2 separate regions of the Homo sapiens genome follow, and region 2 is linked to region 1. A link is a loop called in an ENCODE intact Hi-C map of the cell type or tissue named here. Cell type or tissue: ascending aorta. All regions are shown on one strand. Links, peaks and the distances in the headings refer to the core of each region. The heading gives the core; the rest is flanking DNA.

The links. A loop is a pair of places that touch in the nucleus more often than their neighbours do. Peaks named below come from ENCODE experiments on the same cell type or tissue, not always from the same donor. Only the 100,000 strongest peaks of a DNase experiment are listed, where the experiment ranks them.
Region 2: it touches region 1 in a loop (4-fold over the local background); 4 of 110 quality-filtered maps call a loop at or near these places.

The regions. Positions count from the first base shown.
Region 1 is chr4:30,716,617-30,723,573 of GRCh38, forward strand. It overlaps PCDH7 (protocadherin 7), which reads left to right and starts at 3,753. Exons shown (of 3, transcript NM_001173523.2): 1 at 3,753-6,957. The coding sequence starts at 4,807. LOC124900844 reads right to left here and starts at 2,505. Exons shown (of 1, transcript XM_047416545.1): 1 at 15-2,505. The coding sequence starts at 1,291. The coding sequence ends at 725. RefSeq lists an enhancer at 4,562-5,272. In ascending aorta, for the core only: a CTCF peak has its summit at 5,518 (motif pointing right); DNase peaks (open chromatin) are centred at 4,325, 4,775, 5,075, 5,245 and 1 weaker place; H3K4me3 peaks cover 2,500 bases; H3K27ac peaks cover 2,500 bases.
Region 2 is chr4:30,896,753-30,907,252 of GRCh38, forward strand. The region is part of intron 1 of PCDH7 (protocadherin 7); the gene reads left to right. Among named protein-coding and RNA genes, the nearest start is that of PCDH7, 180 kb to the left of the region's middle. In ascending aorta, for the core only: no CTCF peak of the experiment used is centred there; no DNase peak of the experiment used is centred there; H3K27ac peaks cover 2,381 bases.

The DNA.
Region 1 (6,957 bases), core at 4,181-6,680:
GCACAGAAAATGAATCGTTTGTCAAGGTTTTATTAAATGCATATTAGCACGGGATGATATTTATATTTTAATCAATTTCATTTTTTACATCTTGATTTCAAAGGGGTATTTCCTTTTATTGTTCTTTTTTAAAAAGCCACTAAAGAAAAAACAGAAATCTCCATTTCAACATTCCCTCAAACATTTTGCTTCCTACATGCGATGACGTCTAATCACTCTGATCGATGCAAGCTTTAGGGCACTGATCTCATTTTCTCTCTCCAGTTCTGGCCGCCAAAGCAGCAGCAGCAGCAGCAGCAGCAGCAGCAGCAGCAGGCTCTTTAATTTATTGCAGGCGGTTACACTTTCGATCCCATTTCCTTCTGAACCCTTTCCTCTCAGGTTGAGTAGATAAATGCAGCCTCGGGTCTGAGAAGCCGGGGGGGGGGGGGGGGGGGGGTTGGTGGGTGGGAGCGAAGCCGGATATCACATTCCCTCGGTGAGGTCTGGTACCGGGGGGGATTAAGTCTCCCGGTTCCATTTAATGAAATTGCTGAGCACTTGTGACACTGGCTCTAAGACTGCGGAAATGGGGCGGGGGTGGGAGAAACTGCTTCTCTCTTCATTCATCCTCTGCGCCGGCGAGAGGAGAGAGTGTCAGCCCCTAGAGAGGGGGCGGAAGAGGACTGGGAGCTCCAGCCGCCGCAAGGGCGCCCCGAGGGCTCCTCTCACCTCCCCCGTACCCCTACCCCGCCCATTTCCTTTGCTTGCCCAGAACGGCGCTGCAGGGCAAAGCCGCCGCCACTTCTTTGCTGCTCTGGCAGAAAGGTCGGAGCCTGGGACTGATGGGGGTGGGAGCAAAGCCAGCAGGCTTCTTGGCCCCCGCAGTCTGTCCTCGCTGTTCTCCATGCAGCACACGTCGGACCCATTTCCCACGCTGGCTTGGCTCCGCCGCGAAGTTGGTAGGAATGAGAGTGAGGAGGGCGGGCTGGAGACTTCCTCCCGCTCGCAAAGAGGAAACCACTCCACTGTGAAGGACGCGCTGCAACTCCCTAGTCATCCGGGAAGAAATGTGCAGCGCGCTGAGGAAAAGCCGCCCACTCCTTCGCGCCCCGCTCAAGTGTGCGCCTGGAGAGTGCGCGCCAGAGCCGCGAGCAAATGCTTTGAAGATGCGGAGAGGCTTATTCAAGTTTATGGTCTGGAGAGGGAAGAGGGAGTGCACAACGTTTCTGCCCAAGCGGCTGCCTGAAGTTTGCAAAATCTTAGTAAGGCGATGAGGGGAGTGAGTGCACTGCACCATATTGCCGCGCATCGGAATGCACGGCGCAAGGCCGCGGAGTGGAGACGGCTTCTCCCATTTGCCTCCAACCTGGGAAAAAGGGGAACCAGGGTCGGAGGTTTGGAGAGAGGCAGGCGTTCCGATAAACCCGGGTTCTTGCCAAATGTAAGAGGGATTTGGCTTTACTGCCACTTAGCCGGCCGCGAAGGCGCTGCGGAGCCCACCCCCGCCCCCGGCTCGAGACTGCGGCGGTGCGCACTGAGCCTGCGCGCGGGGCTTTTCTCGCTGATGCTGCAGATACAGAGCTGAGAGGTTCGGGTGCCAGCAGCGGGAGGGTTAGCGGGAAGGCCGGGTTCCCTGCCCTGGCCTCGGAGGAGGAGCCACCACCCCTGGGGTGATGCTACTTTCACAGACTGGAAAATACTCGCCAGCTCCCTGACACACACTTAGACACACTTCCATCCAACGGGCATCTACGATCCCCTGTAGGGAGAGCTTGGAAATCTCTGCCGCCTCTCCCTCCTCATTCCTGTTCCTGCGCCCGCCCAAACAACCGCGCGCTACATCTGCTCGTTGACTTTATTGGTGTTTGTCTTGTTTAAATCATTCTGCCTCGTCACCCAGGTCTCGTAAAGAATACCCACACTGGACAGATTTTATTTTTTCGGCTTTAAATTTTTCTTTGAGGGGAGGCCCTTAAATGTGTATGGATACGTCAGGCGAGCTGAAGACTAAGCAAATCCCAGCAGCGGCCCTTTCTCTCTTTCGAGATGGTAAAAATTCTCCCCAAATACCTACAGTCCGTCTCAGTCGTCTTAATCCTAGCCGGGCCTCTTCGTTTACAGCCACTGAAATAAATGAGTAAATGGCTCAGTTCAAAAACACAACCAGACCTGAGATCTGATGAGGCCGGCTGCGGTGGTCGTGAATGAAAATTGGAGAAGCCTTGCTTCAGGAAATAGGGACAGTCAAGGGACACAAAGTCAAAAGGAGAGATGGGAAAGCTGGGGACACTTTGGTACACAAAGTTGCCATTAAAGTTTATTTCCCTTTTATCCAGATAGGTGACGCTACACTTTGCCAGTTACTAAAGGCTGCAGGTTTCTGCTCAGAAAATAATATCGAGGTTTCCAACATGTGTTTATTCCCCAGGCGCGCACACACGGTCTACCCCCGCAAGCAAGCACGACGACAGGAATGTCAAGCATTTAAACAAAGACAGACATCCTTCACCCTCCACCCACCGCCGCCCCTGCCCCCCGCAACCATCCAAAGTCTGAGCTCCCAAAAAAGGATCTTTCTCCAGCTCTCTGGAGTTTGATGTTCTCTCTTCACTACTGCAGCCCGTCATGGTTTTTCAGAACAGAGTGGCTTTCTGGGCGCTCGTAGGTTCCCCAGGACCCCGATAACCATGTCCTAACCAAGATCCTAAATCGCGAACCGGAGACACTTTCCGGGGGGAGGAGGACGTCGTCTGAGAGGGAGGGAGAAGGAGAAACCTATCCTGACACCAGCTCCGAAAGCTCTCACGCGTGAACTGGGCATTAGTCAAGGGAGGAGGAAATTTACCAGCCCGAGGGAGGGAAAACAAGTCCCCCAGAGAAGACGGCGGTACTCGCTAGGGAGGGGGACTGGGCTTTGGCTTAAAGAGGACTGGCTGGGATTGGGCACACTTTGAGCGGCCCCTGGAGCTGAGGCTGGGCTTTCCCGAGCGCGGCGGCTGGCTGACGCTCCCTCCCGCCTCCTTATCCCGGGCCCTCCTCCCTCGCTCTCTCCTAGTGTGTAGTTTCGGCGGCTCGGCTGCTACTGCCGCCGCCGCTGCAGCAGCAGCGTCAGGGACAAGCCTGATCCGTGAGCGAGCGAGCACCCAGCAGCAACCACCACTTTGGGCAACTTGCGGGTTTCCTGCTCGCGGGTAGCGAACGGGAGATTCCCACTAGCGGTTCAGTGTCTCCGAGCCGCTGCAGCCCGAGGGGCGGCGGGAGCGCCCGCACCAGACTCTCCCAGACGCGAAAAGGGACGAGACAACTGCGGAATTCACCAGCCGTGCCAGGGCACTTCCGAGGCCACAACCGACTGACACTTTTTCTCCCCTTGGCAAACTGGATTTTTTTTTTTAAGCTACTTGGCAGCTGTCTCTGACTCCACCTCCCCCTCCACCCCCGCCCGAAAGCCTTTGGCTTTTCTTCGGAAATCCAGACAGAATTGGGCATCTTTGTTAATTGCCGTTGGGGACGCCCGGCCGTGCGCTTTCGCCGGCTAACGTCGCCTGTGCTCCGAGCCTGGTTTGCTCACCTTTGAACTGCAAAGGGATCAAGTTCAGCTTGAGTTCCCTGCATTGGGAAGGAGAGAGAGCGTGCAAGAGAGCGAGTGGGAGAGGGGGAAAGGGGAAAGGAGAGGAGGGAGGAGAGAGAGGAGGGAGGAGAGAGAAAGGGAGGGAGGGAGGGGAGGGATCGAGAGAGAGCGGGGAGAGAGAGGCTGCAATCTCCTCCCTGAATCGCGCACAGCGCTGCAGATCCCACTGCTCCGACATGCGGGCCGAATGCAGGTGAGAAAAGGCACGGACTCTGCGGCTGCGAACCCAAACTTGGGCACCGCACGGTGCGCACTGCTCAGCCTTCGCCCCCGTGGGCGAAAGGCTGCTGCGGTTTCAGGCGGCTGCTTCGTGACTAATGACCTTGCGCAGAGTTGTTAAGAAAAAAGAGAAACCCGCGCTCTCCGGGGTGAGAAGGGACTGACTCTGGGCGTCTCTGAAGATGGCTCGGGCTTCTCTTTGGCGCGCCGGGGGGACCCTGACACTGACCGCTCTGTGACGCGAGTAGTCTCCCCTGCACCGTGCCCGAAGCGACGTGCCGGGGGATTTTTCATTCTCGATCTGTTGACTGGCTCCCCCGCTGCATGAGCAGAGTCGGAGTTGAGACTGGCTTGTTGCTGGCCCCAGCGCCTGGTGCAGGAAGCGACTCACGTTTGTCTGGGTGGCCGGAGCCGGAGCAGAGCCTGGGTTTGGAGTGAGTGCCTGGAACGTGAATTGGACTCAACTCGAGTAGCAGCAAAGACCAGCGGGCTGGCAGGCGGGGGAGGCTGCAGGCTCATTCCCCACCTCTTCCCAGCCCCACTGCCCGTCTGCCGGAGCGGTTCTGGCCCCTTCCGACAGAGCGGGGACTAGAGCCGGGGATTCTCCGCCCGCTGAGGGGATGACTCTGGGTTGGGGGAGCGCCGAACCCGCGGCGCGCAGTGTCCCGTGAACTGTGAGTACTGCGACTGAACGGCGGCAGGCGAGCGGGCGATTAGCACCCATTGCATGAATTATGAAACAATAACTTTCGGAAGAAGCAGGAGGAAAAAAAGAAGCATCTATCGCTGCCCTCCCACCCCCATTCCCGGCCAACTCTCCACGCCGCTTTTGCCCCCTCCCTCCCCTCCCTCTCGCTCCTTCCTTTCCGGGAGAGGGGAGAGGACTCGGGGGAGGGCAGGCGGCCGGCCCCGGAGGAGGGGGGCGCCGAGGGGGCTGTGGTTAGAAGGAGCAGTAGCAGCAGCAGCAGGAGAAGATGCTGAGGATGCGGACCGCGGGATGGGCGCGCGGCTGGTGCTTGGGCTGCTGCCTCCTCCTGCCGCTCTCGCTCAGCCTGGCGGCCGCCAAGCAGCTCCTCCGGTACCGGCTGGCCGAGGAGGGCCCCGCCGACGTCCGCATCGGCAACGTGGCTTCAGACCTGGGCATCGTGACCGGATCGGGTGAGGTGACTTTCAGCCTGGAGTCCGGTTCCGAGTACCTGAAGATCGACAACCTCACTGGCGAGCTGAGCACGAGCGAGCGGCGCATCGACCGCGAGAAGCTGCCCCAGTGTCAGATGATCTTCGACGAGAACGAGTGCTTCCTGGACTTCGAGGTGTCGGTGATCGGGCCCTCGCAGAGCTGGGTGGACCTGTTTGAGGGTCAGGTCATCGTGCTTGACATCAACGACAACACGCCCACCTTCCCGTCGCCCGTGCTCACGCTCACGGTGGAGGAGAATCGGCCGGTGGGCACACTTTACCTGCTGCCCACAGCCACCGACCGCGACTTCGGCCGCAACGGCATCGAGCGCTACGAGCTGCTCCAGGAGCCCGGAGGCGGCGGCAGCGGCGGCGAGAGCCGGCGCGCCGGGGCGGCCGACAGCGCCCCCTACCCCGGGGGCGGCGGGAACGGCGCGAGCGGCGGCGGCTCGGGAGGCTCCAAGCGGCGGCTGGACGCATCAGAGGGCGGCGGCGGCACCAACCCCGGCGGCCGCAGCAGCGTGTTCGAGCTGCAGGTGGCGGACACCCCGGACGGCGAGAAGCAGCCGCAGCTGATCGTGAAGGGGGCGCTGGACCGCGAGCAGCGCGACTCCTACGAGCTGACCCTGCGAGTGCGCGACGGCGGCGACCCGCCTCGCTCCTCGCAGGCCATCCTACGGGTCCTCATCACCGACGTGAACGACAACAGCCCCCGCTTCGAGAAGAGCGTGTACGAGGCCGACTTGGCTGAGAACAGCGCCCCGGGGACCCCCATCCTGCAACTGCGCGCAGCCGACTTGGACGTGGGGGTCAACGGGCAGATCGAATACGTGTTCGGGGCGGCCACCGAGTCGGTGAGGCGGCTGCTGCGCCTTGACGAGACGTCCGGCTGGCTCAGCGTCCTGCACCGGATCGACCGCGAGGAGGTGAACCAGCTGCGCTTCACGGTCATGGCCCGCGACCGCGGGCAGCCCCCCAAGACCGACAAGGCCACCGTGGTCCTTAACATCAAAGACGAGAACGACAACGTGCCGTCCATTGAAATCCGCAAGATTGGGCGCATCCCCCTCAAGGACGGGGTGGCCAACGTGGCCGAGGACGTTCTGGTCGACACCCCCATCGCTCTGGTGCAGGTGTCCGACCGAGACCAAGGCGAGAACGGGGTGGTCACCTGCACCGTGGTGGGCGACGTGCCCTTCCAGCTCAAGCCAGCCAGCGACACCGAGGGCGACCAGAACAAGAAAAAGTACTTCTTGCACACCTCGACCCCTCTGGACTATGAGGCCACCCGGGAGTTCAACGTGGTCATCGTGGCGGTGGACTCAGGCAGCCCCAGCCTCTCGAGCAACAACTCCCTGATTGTCAAGGTGGGAGACACCAACGACAACCCGCCCATGTTCGGCCAGTCGGTGGTGGAGGTTTACTTCCCTGAGAACAACATCCCGGGCGAGAGGGTGGCCACGGTGCTGGCGACAGACGCAGACAGCGGTAAGAACGCCGAGATCGCCTACTCGCTGGACTCCTCTGTGATGGGGATCTTTGCCATCGATCCCGATTCTGGGGACATCCTGGTCAATACCGTGCTGGACCGCGAGCAGACTGACAGGTATGAGTTTAAAGTTAACGCCAAAGACAAAGGCATCCCCGTGCTGCAGGGCAGCACTACGGTGATTGTGCAGGTGGCTGATAAAAATGACAATGACCCTAAGTTTATGCAGGACGTCTTCACCTTTTATGTGAAAGAAAACTTGCAGCCCAACAGCCCTGTGGGGATGGTCACCGTGATGGATGCTGACAAGGGGCGGAATGCAGAGATGAGCCTGTACATAGAGGAGAACAATAACATTTTTTCTATTGAAAATGACACGGGGACCATTTACTCCACAATGTCTTTTGACCGGGAACATCAGACCACATACACTTTCAGAGTCAAGGCTGTGGATGGG
Region 2 (10,500 bases), core at 4,777-7,276, 180 kb after region 1:
TATATTACTTTTTAAAGAAAAAACACACAAATTATTTGCAATTTGCACGTATCTTTGCACATACATGGACACCAGCCTGCTTTTGAATTGGTAGCTAAACCCTTTCCACTTGTCTTGTGCCCCTCCTAGTTCTTTGCTTTTTTTTTTTTTTTTTTTTTTTTTTTTTTTTTGAGGTGGAGTCTTGCTCTGTCACCCAGGCTGGAGTGCAGTGGCAGGATCTCGGCTCACTGCAAGCTCTGCCTCCCGAGTTCATGCCATTCTCCTGCCTCAGCCTCCCGCGTAGCTGGGACTACAGGCGCCCACCACCATGCTTGGCTAATTTTTTGTATTTTTAGTAGACACACGGTTTCACTGTGTTAGCCAGGTTGTTCTTGATCTCCTGACCTCGTCATCCTCCCGCCTCGGCCTCCCAAAGTGCTGGGATTACAGGCGTGAGCCACCGCGCCCGGCCTCCCAGTTCTTTGTTTACAACACTAAATTGCTTCACAAACTCCTTTGTCAGAGACTATACAAACATTGAAAGTGCTTCGAAGATACGAGGTTTAAACATCATTCTGTCATTTGTTACGTCACTCATTTAACCATATTTAGTAAATGCTATGGTTTACTAAATCATAAATAAGTGGCTCACTAACTTGAAATATTTTCCACATTCATGCCAAAGTGTTTGTGGAAGTTTTTTTTAAGGTTTTCCTAAAGAAATTCCCAGTATAAAATATTTCTTAAGCTACATGACAATTGCCTTTGTTAATATAAAATAAGGGATTAATATCTATGTTTTAATTAAAATAAGGTAAAGGTATTTGATTTAGATATTAGTTGCTTATATTTTATTGATTACAAGTTTTTCGAAGAGGAATAGAGTTCTATAATTCCTAAATTTCTTAACAGAAGTTATGTGAATGAATAATTCTATTATTGATGGTAGAGAGTAAATGTAATCAGGTTAGCCGAACTAATTAAAGCACACATAGCTGTTTATCTCTTTGAAATAAATTATACAGGTTAATATTGTAAACCAATGAAATAGGTTGTACTTTTTTGTAGTGATATCCTGGGAATGCAAGCAAAATTGCTTTTAGTTTTATTTGAGAAATCATTTCAAATTTTGGCCAACTAGTACAATATATATGATTCTTTGGCAATAATGGAAAATATCTGTACAGCTTGGTATAATCAGCTCTCTGCCTTGTAATGGTCTGCTTTACTGATCCAACTCCAGAGTTCACTGGAAATGTTTTTCTTTCCTCCCAAAGGTACATTTGTAGTTGAACCCCGATAAGAAAATTGAGAAGTTAAGTTTTCCAATTTGCAGTAAGATAAATTATACATTAAAAAGTAGAGTTCAGTCAAATTGGTTTAACATGTTTCTATTTTCTATCCATAAAAGTAGCCTCAGGGGGAAAAACTGCATGAACTAATAAAACCACAGATTGCATTTGAGGGGCCTTTATTTTTTTATTTGTGGTTGTTGTTGACTTGAACTCTGCCATCGGTATAAAACCTGAAGGAATTTTAAAACCCGAAGGAGTTTAAGTGTAGGGCTGGCACTCACCCTTTCAGAGCCTTAGTTTATTCTTCTGTTAAATTGCGGCAGGCATCAGATTGAATCTTATCTAAGGCTGGCTCCACTTCTGGTAGATAGTCGAGGAGGATACAAAAACAGGAATGTGAAAGACATCAAGAGAAGGTGAAAGCAGCTCCATCCGAATGTAATTTTTAACTCCGCAGATCACATTATTTCTAGAGATCAGAATAATCTAGATTGCTTGTAAAAGGCACATTCCTGATTCCTCCCCTAGAATTACTAAACGCACATCTTGAGGTGTAGATGGAGCTGAAATCCCAATTTTTTTGAAAGGAAATCTTGCTCTGTCGCCCAGGCTGGAGTGCAGTGGCGCGATCTAAGCTCACTGCAAGCTCCACCTCCCGGGTTCACACCAGTGTCCTGCGTGAGCCTCCCGAGTAGCTGGGACTACAGGCGCCCGCCACCACGCCCGGCTAATTTTTTTGTATTTTTAGTAGAGACGGGGTTTCACTGTGTTAGCCAGGATGGTCTTGATCTCCTAACCTCGTGATCCGCCCGCCTCGGCCTCCCAAAGTGCTGGGATTACAGGCGTGAGCCACGGCGCCTGGCCTGAAATCCCTATTTTTTAGCAAATGCCTTTTTTTTTTCATACTGTGATTGAGACCTAGTAATGGGTCATAAAGTCAATTTAGTGGATCTTAACCAGCATTTTAAAATTAAAGACAAGAATGGAATGGAATATGGAAAAAAAAAGTAACTGAACTTTATGAAGTAATGGACAATGTTGTTTCATGAAGTTTTCCTTTGGTGTGTGTGTTTATAGGATAGGAATGCAAAATTGATTTGTTACTGTTGGTTGTGATTAAAAAAAATTGAAAGTCACTGCCCCAGGGTTTTTTTACGCTACAGATTTTGAGAATGACTGTCCAGAACAATGCAAATTCTAAAATATTCCTATCCTGCTCACATTGAATATACCAAAGTTCACTTTATGAATGAGAGGCCCGTAAGGTATTGCTGTATTCCAGGTTTTGAAGGATAAAATTGCCCTTTTTTGACTTCCCTGACATGAATATTTTGTGTATCTGGAAATTTTTGTTATATTCTTGTTTAATAATCATCCCTTGTCTAATTTCCTATCTAGGTCCCAGCTCCTTAAAGCTGTGCTACTACCTGTAGCTCCCTCCTGTAAGGCTAATCTTATTTGAGCCTGCCCTATATGAGGTGGAATATACTATATCATCTGCTGCTGGTTTCATTTAAGCCTGTCAGCCAATAGGAAGCAGTAGCCTGTCTGCCAGAACTAGGCTAAGTCATCTGATAATCTCTAAGAGATCCTTTTGGGTTTCCGTTTACTGTTCACTCCATCTTTTGAAATCAGTCTTAATTTTCCTCACTATCCTTATAGAATAGGAACCACTTGACTATGACACTAATATTTTTTTTTTCATCTTTTATCAATTCTTCACCACATATGTGTGTTTGTGGGGTGGGGGTGAGGTGGGCTGGGAATGGCTGCAATCCTACGCATTGGGTCTTGCCATAACTAAACTTCCTGATAAGGGGTGGACCTGACTCCCACTTTATCACCTGCTATAAGCAACATCTCAATAGTAGTCATAAAAATGATGATGTTGATAATAACAATAATAATAATAAAACAAATAATGTGGTCCATATTTTACATAGTTTATATCAGTGATTCTCAAAACTTGGTGTGCATCATGATCATCTGTTTGTTTTCCTAAAACCATATCGTCTGATGTTTGGCTAAAGGACTTCTGAGTATTGAACAGTTTCCCAAGAGATCACCAGACACACAAAGATTGGGATTTACTGGGTTGTCTAACTTAAATCTTTTTGCTATACTGTGATGTAAGTATTCCCATTTTCCCCCCATATTAGAGATTAGGAAACTGAAGTTTAGAGGGGTTGTCTTATATCATAGAGCAAACGAATGGTAAAACTAGAACACAAAAACATATGGTGTGAGCAAAGAATAGAACCAATACATTTTTTTAAATTGCTGTTGAAATGGGAAAGTTCAATTATCAGCTCCAAGTCTGGTGCTATTTCCAGTTGAAGGAAGAATAGGTGGAGTGCTTGTGATTTAAGGAGTTGAATCTCCTCCCTCAGTCTTCCTCAAATATCTCTCAACTTTGAGATAAAATTTATATTCTTGAAATATATACTACTTATGAAAGATTTTCTTAAAGCACCAGGGATTTTAATTGGGCTAAGACACAGGAGCAACACATCATCTAAAAGGTAATACATCAATACTCTTCTTATCATCACCATGGGTATTTACAAATCAGTGCATGGAAGTCCCAGGACAGAGAAAGGGTAATTTGTCCTAGATGGTTCTGATGCAGTATGTCAGTAGAATGACTTGAGTAAAATATAGACATAAAAAATGCTAAAAGGCAGAAGAGATGGTAAAGACATAGATATAGAAATGCTTCATAGTGCTGTCTAGTGATGGCATTATATATGGGGAGTTCCTGGGCTTAAAGAAGGAACTTGCATTTGATCACATGGAAATAAAGTCAGGAATGGCACTCTATATTTGCAATATGATGATAAAAAATAGGGCTAGCACCAGTCTTACAAGACTAATTGCTAATTGAGGGGCAACATATGTCTTTCATGTCTTATGACAAGTGTTAGATAACTCTATGAAGATGAATTTTCTGGTTTTTGATGTCATCTTCATTGTTCATATAGTATCTAATAAATAAAACTCTATTACTCATCCTGTTTCTGAACAAACTCCCAAATATGATTGATTCCAATTACAAATTACTTTTACTAGAATGTACGATAGCTTTAAAAAACAACACCCAGCCATTTTCACAGAGTAAATAAAGTGAATGAGAAGAAATACTCATTTAAGTTTTTCTATAATCATTTTCAAAATGAAGGCTACCAGCTTCCAAAAAGATGTGAGGTATTTTATAATAAGTCACATTTACATTAAGACTATTAACATAGAAATAGTAAACAGAAAAACCAGATAGAGAGAGGAATAAGTATATATACCAATCCTACTTAGTTTATAAATCATATGGTGATGGAGTGCTGACATCCCTAGCAGCCAAGGCAGATTAAAATTAGGATGATTTCCCATTTTATTTTAGGGCCAGAGTAGATTTTTCAACCTTGCTGACATAGATACTGAGCTGTATGCAAAAATAATGTTAGGATGTGGTTCAGACATCAATATTTTTTTAAGTTTCCCAGGTAATTCAAATGTGCAGCCAGAGTGGAGAACAGCTGACTTGTGTAAAACACGGCAGGGAATTTACTGGGCTGTAAGAAAATGACTACAACCCACATGATGGAAGGTGAACTACATACCTTTTCCCTTACAATTGGCTTAAATGTAACCAACTGCAGATAATGTCTGGTGGAGTTCAAACTGGATGTCTAATTTTTCAGCCTAAGGAACTCATGAAAAACTCTTATCAGAAGTGGCTAGAATAATTGACTTCATTCTCCTGAGGACTGGTTTTCTTGTATAGTTCAAGTTCTACCGACCTTTACTTTTAAATAAACTGGGCTATGCTGAAATGTGGTTTAGTTATATCAGTGCTCTTATCAATATATTCAGAAGTCTCAGTGCCTGTTTATCAACTTCTTAAGGTTCAGTCAAGGCCATGACATTGCCTGATGAATAAGAACCAACCTGTGGATCAGTTAGCAACTATGCTATGTAACTGTGGGCAAGTTTCCTCCACGGGCATTGGTTTTCTTCTCTATAAAATGCAGAATAACACGAGTAATTACCCATAGTACTACTGTGACAAACGATAAGTATTAGGGAATGTCACTATGCATTTTAAGTACAAACACTTTATCAACTCAATTACTAAGAAGGCTTTGCCTTTCTTCTTTCGTTATGTTCTGGGAAATGTCTGCTACCCGTTAATCATTATCCACTGGAAAGGATGATCTTTCTATTGGTCAGTTGTTGCAGTATGTAAGTCTGTGGCCCAGCCCTGTATCTCTGTGTTTTTTTACTTCAGCGTTCTTTGTCAAACTGAGTGCAGGTAATAAATGTCATCCCTAGTTAATTCATGATCTGCCAATGTAAGCAGTTGTCATTTAAAAAAAACTGAAGCTAAACGTTTTTAAAAATGCCGACACTATCTTGTTCCTTCCCCCAGAATGAGTTAGCTTAATTACATGCTTTATTATTAATGCTATTTCTTAATACGTGCGATGCATATAATGAGATCCAGGGAGCAGAAACACTGGTGAATCAAACATTTTAATAGGCTATAATAAATTTAACAGATTATGGGTCCCAAAGTGTTATCATTTTAGTGCTTCTGAAGTGAAAATTAAGATATTAGTGAAGTAATGTGTAGAAAATGCCCATATCTATAAACTTTTGTGGAAAAAAAAGAGACTTGAAAAAGTCATAAGGAAAAAAGTTTAAAAAAATAAGGAATAAAACCCTTTTATTTTAGATATGGCTCACCAAGTCTTCAAATATGAAATGTAAACAGGCTTAGAAAGCCAAGTAGTAGTAGTAATAAAATATGATTGTTCTACTATTGCCTCATAGATTTGTTTTGCCCTCCTGTTTAAAAATATCCCTTTTCTACAAGCTTAAGAATTCAAACCATTTTTCTCAAGAAAAGGATAAATGAAATAAGTTGCTCTTGTGGCATTTACTATTGGATAATACATGGAGAACACTGGAAAATTTAGGTTATATTATCAAATTGTGCTTTAAAATTAAACTCCGGATGGCCAAAAGTACATCTGACAACTTTGCCCTTCTGAATAAGAATGACTTCTGTGACCCTGGGTTATGGCCAGGTTGTGAATATTCTCATTTTCCTAAAGAATCATGAAAATATCATAACTTAATATTATTTAGTGAATTTATTTTTCTCATTTCTTCTGAAAAGCTTAAGTTTTTATATAAATAACTCATCCTCTTAATATTTTTTTAACTCAAGTATAAAACAGAAACAAGAAAGAAGGAAGGAAGCAAAAGACAATAGCTACAGAGATGGTTAACTCCAATTAGGCTCCAATCAGGATTCAATAACTCTCTCCAGTGAAAATTAGGCCAATCCTGAAAATAAAGACGTTTATTATCAGTTATTTTTTATTCTTACAAGTGTGGAAAAAAACTCATTTCTTTCAAGTTCCTGGATTTTTTTTTTGTCTTAGTGTATATAACAGTTCCCTAAAATCTTCATCCTGTGGACACAATTCTGGGCTTAATTCAGTCATTTATAGAGCACTCTACAGTGTAAATCTGTTTCACTTATAAAGATCTCATCAGATCTTCATTGCATCTTTAAAATGGAAAGATTATCCTTTATATTTTCCAAAGATGAATCATGACTCAGAAATTGAGTGGCCAAAGATTGCTCAATTTATAGTTGATGTCACAGAAGAAGTTCTGGATTCCTGACTTGAAACTCCATGAATTTCCCTAAATACAATATTAGTTATCTGAAAAGAGAGAACCAAAATGTAAATTTGCAGTGTTTATGCCTTACAAGGGATTCCAGAGACCTAGCCTACTTCATTTTTTTTGTTTTTGGTGTTTTTTTGTATTAAAAGGATACTACATGTAAAAGTAAGACTATAAAGACTATTTTGATGATTTTACACTTATTAAGCTAACATTTTTAAACACAAAATATACAACACAATATATTGAGTGTTTTATAAAATAAGTGTAATTGTTAGAATGACATGTGATTTGCAGTGCCCTACAGGTGAACCCAACAGGGAACACCCATTTAAATTTCAATGATGACTATAGCCTCTTTCATAAGTATGAAACCCAAGCCCAACTCTGTCACTTCCATCTACTCCCCACCATAACCAGGATCTACAACCTACTATATAAGTTTTCTATTGCTTTGTAAGAAACTACCAGGAGCATATGGCTTAAAACAATGCACATTTGTTACCTTATATTTCTTGATGTCAGAAATGCAAAATCGGCCTCACTAGACTAAAATCAAGGGGGCTGGCAAATCAATGTTTGTTATGGAGGCTCTCTTGCCTTTCACAGCTCTTGGCATGCAGCCCACTCCCTCCCTCTTCAAAACTACCCATGGTGAATAGAATCCTCACAGTGCATCCCCTGACCTTCTTTTCTGTCTCCCCCATCTCCTTTTAAGAAACTTTGTGATTATAATGGGCCCACCCAGATGATTCAATAGACAATTTACCCATTTTAAAGTCAGTTGATTAACAAACTGCATTTCGTCTGCAACCTTAATTCCCCTTTGCATGTGAAACATGTCTCCGCTTCCATTCATTAAGACTTGGACCTTGTTGGGAGTCTATTTTTCTACTTAGCACACTCACCTTCAATTATTTCCCTGCAGTCATCTGACTTGTACTAAGTAATAAAAATTAACATATGCTCGGCGTTGAATATATTTTTCCTTATGGTCACTGGTAGCTTTCCTTTCTAACAAAGTGCAGATAAGGAAGTTAAAACAAATGAGTGATGGGAGTGGCAGAGGAAATAAGTTCACCTGTGTAGTAAAAGGTTTGGGTGCCAAAGTCAGGTTTCAGTTCAGCTTAATAATTTAATGCTTAACTAACACTTCAGAAACTGACTCTATTTGTCTGTCTTGATTCCTGTGAGACATTTTAATTCATCTTGACCAGGAAAAGGTATTTAAGGACACAAACCTTCATTCCACAGAATATGAAAACCCAAGGATTTTAAATGTATGTAGTTTCCTAAACAGATTTCACCAGGTGCAGTTTATGTGAAATGTCTAAGATAGAAAAAGAAAAAAAAGAAAAAGAAAATGGAGCATCTGTTTGAGTGGATCTTAACATGCACGTTTCATTTTCATTCATTTCATTATGGGACAATTGATTCCAATGCTCATGATGCAGGCCCCTATCTGTGCTTCTGTGTATTTTAGGAGGTAGCTTTTTAAAGTTGGTTTTTTGTCCTTGTTTATTTGTTCATTTTTAGTGTTTTACATACTACTGGAGTTCCACTTGGCTCTTCAGCATTGCTCCCTTGAACTGCTGCAGACTAACTCCAACTGTGTAATTTACCATGTAGGTTTATCGACCTCATTCAGCTGCGTCTGGAACTCCATGGTTCTATAGGGTAGTCATGCAAAGCAACAGAGCAGCATGTGAACTGAGCTTTTGATGATTATCACAATGAGAAAATGAAAAACAAAAAAAAACCACAAAAATAAAAGAAACCTTTGCTTGTATTCTGTGAATGCTTTTGTACGATTAATCCACACTTTGCCCAACTGGGTTTAATGCCTGACTTTGCAGCATGTAGATTTTTCAGCACAGTGGTAGGCACAAAGCAAGTGCTTAATAAGTCTCTGTTGGATTGCATGTCATTGTGAAGATAGTATTTTTCGCATTAGTTGCTTGTCAATATCTCTTTTCCTGACTAGGACTCCCTCTGTCTTCCTGTCTTTCTGTGGGTGTAATCATAGAGCCTTACAAGGGCTTGACTCAAATAAATTGGAAGGTGAAATCCAGCTGTAGTCCAGCATGCTTTCTCTGTTCTATTTTACACCAGCCTTGCTATCCTCTGCTATTAGAATTATACATTTTAGATAAATGAGATCTTGCAGCCTTTTACACACAGTAGGAATTCAATATTTTTATGAGGCTAAGAAGAAATCACAGAAGAGATGGTTTCAGAGGTAGGGAAGATTTAAACAAACATATTCCAAGGAACTTATCTTTGGGAATGTCTTTGCTTTTCCACAAAGATATTAAGCTTAAGGAAACCTTGCCATTTCTGTGCTTTCCGTTAAGTTAATTAACTAAGATGTTTGATTAGTATGCATATTTTGTGATATTCCAAGATACATTAACATTTTCAAAGCCAGGCAGTATGCTAAGGAATTTCTCAATAAGTGAACAAAGTCTACCCTGAAATCATTGATTTCAGTCATTTAGTCACTGATCCAACCCATATACTCTTACGGTTTCAAAGTCATATGGTTTAAGAGAATTAAACAACTGAAAAGAATAGTAAATATCACCTATTAAAATTCCCTCATTTTAAAGTTGAAGGTATTAATGCTGAAAGATTAGGTATTGTCCCATATTTCACACAACATCAAAACCACTATTTGAATCCAAGTCCCCCAAACCCCTAATTCAGTTATTTCCAAAAGAACAAGACATATTAAAACATGTTAATATGTAGCAATTGGTAAAAACAATTTTTAAGATACTGTCATTGAAACAGAGCTATAATGGATAAATGCTGCCTATAAAGGCTATACAGTATAGTTGAAAAGTCCAGAATAGTGTGTAAACATTTTAATACAATTGAAGAACTATAAATGTTGAAACAATGAGATATATTTGGTTCAATAGCAGCTACACTTTCCAGTAATTTGATATATTAGAAAAGTGCTGTTATATAGCATCTTGAATATTGCATTTCAAGGAATTAAAAATAAGTAGATTATGGACCAGGCACTGTGACTCACACCTGTAATCCCAGCAGTTAGGGAGGCCGAGGCAGGAGGATCACCTGAGGTCAGGAGTTTGACACCAGGTTGGCCAACATGGTGAAACCCTGTACCTACTAAAAATACAAAAATTAGCTGGGCGTGGTGGCGGGTGCCTGTAATCCCAGCTACTTGGGAGGCTGAGGCAGGAGAATCGTTTGAACCTAGGAGGTGGAGGTTGCAGTGACCCAAGATCATGCCACTGCACTCTAGCCTGGGTGACAGAGTGAGACTCAGTCTCAAAAATAAAATAAAATAAAGCAGATTATGGTCCCAGCAATAATTTTTAAAATGTGCATTGTTGAGGATCCAGATGCAAGGAAAAATATTATTAAACCAAGATTCAAGCTGATGACCTGTCTATGGACTTCTCAGCAACTGTGTATGAAGATGAAGAACACTGGGCTATGGAGACCTCCAGCAGGGGAGTTAAAGAAATGGGCTTCCTTGGCAACAAAAGCCAAAATAGAC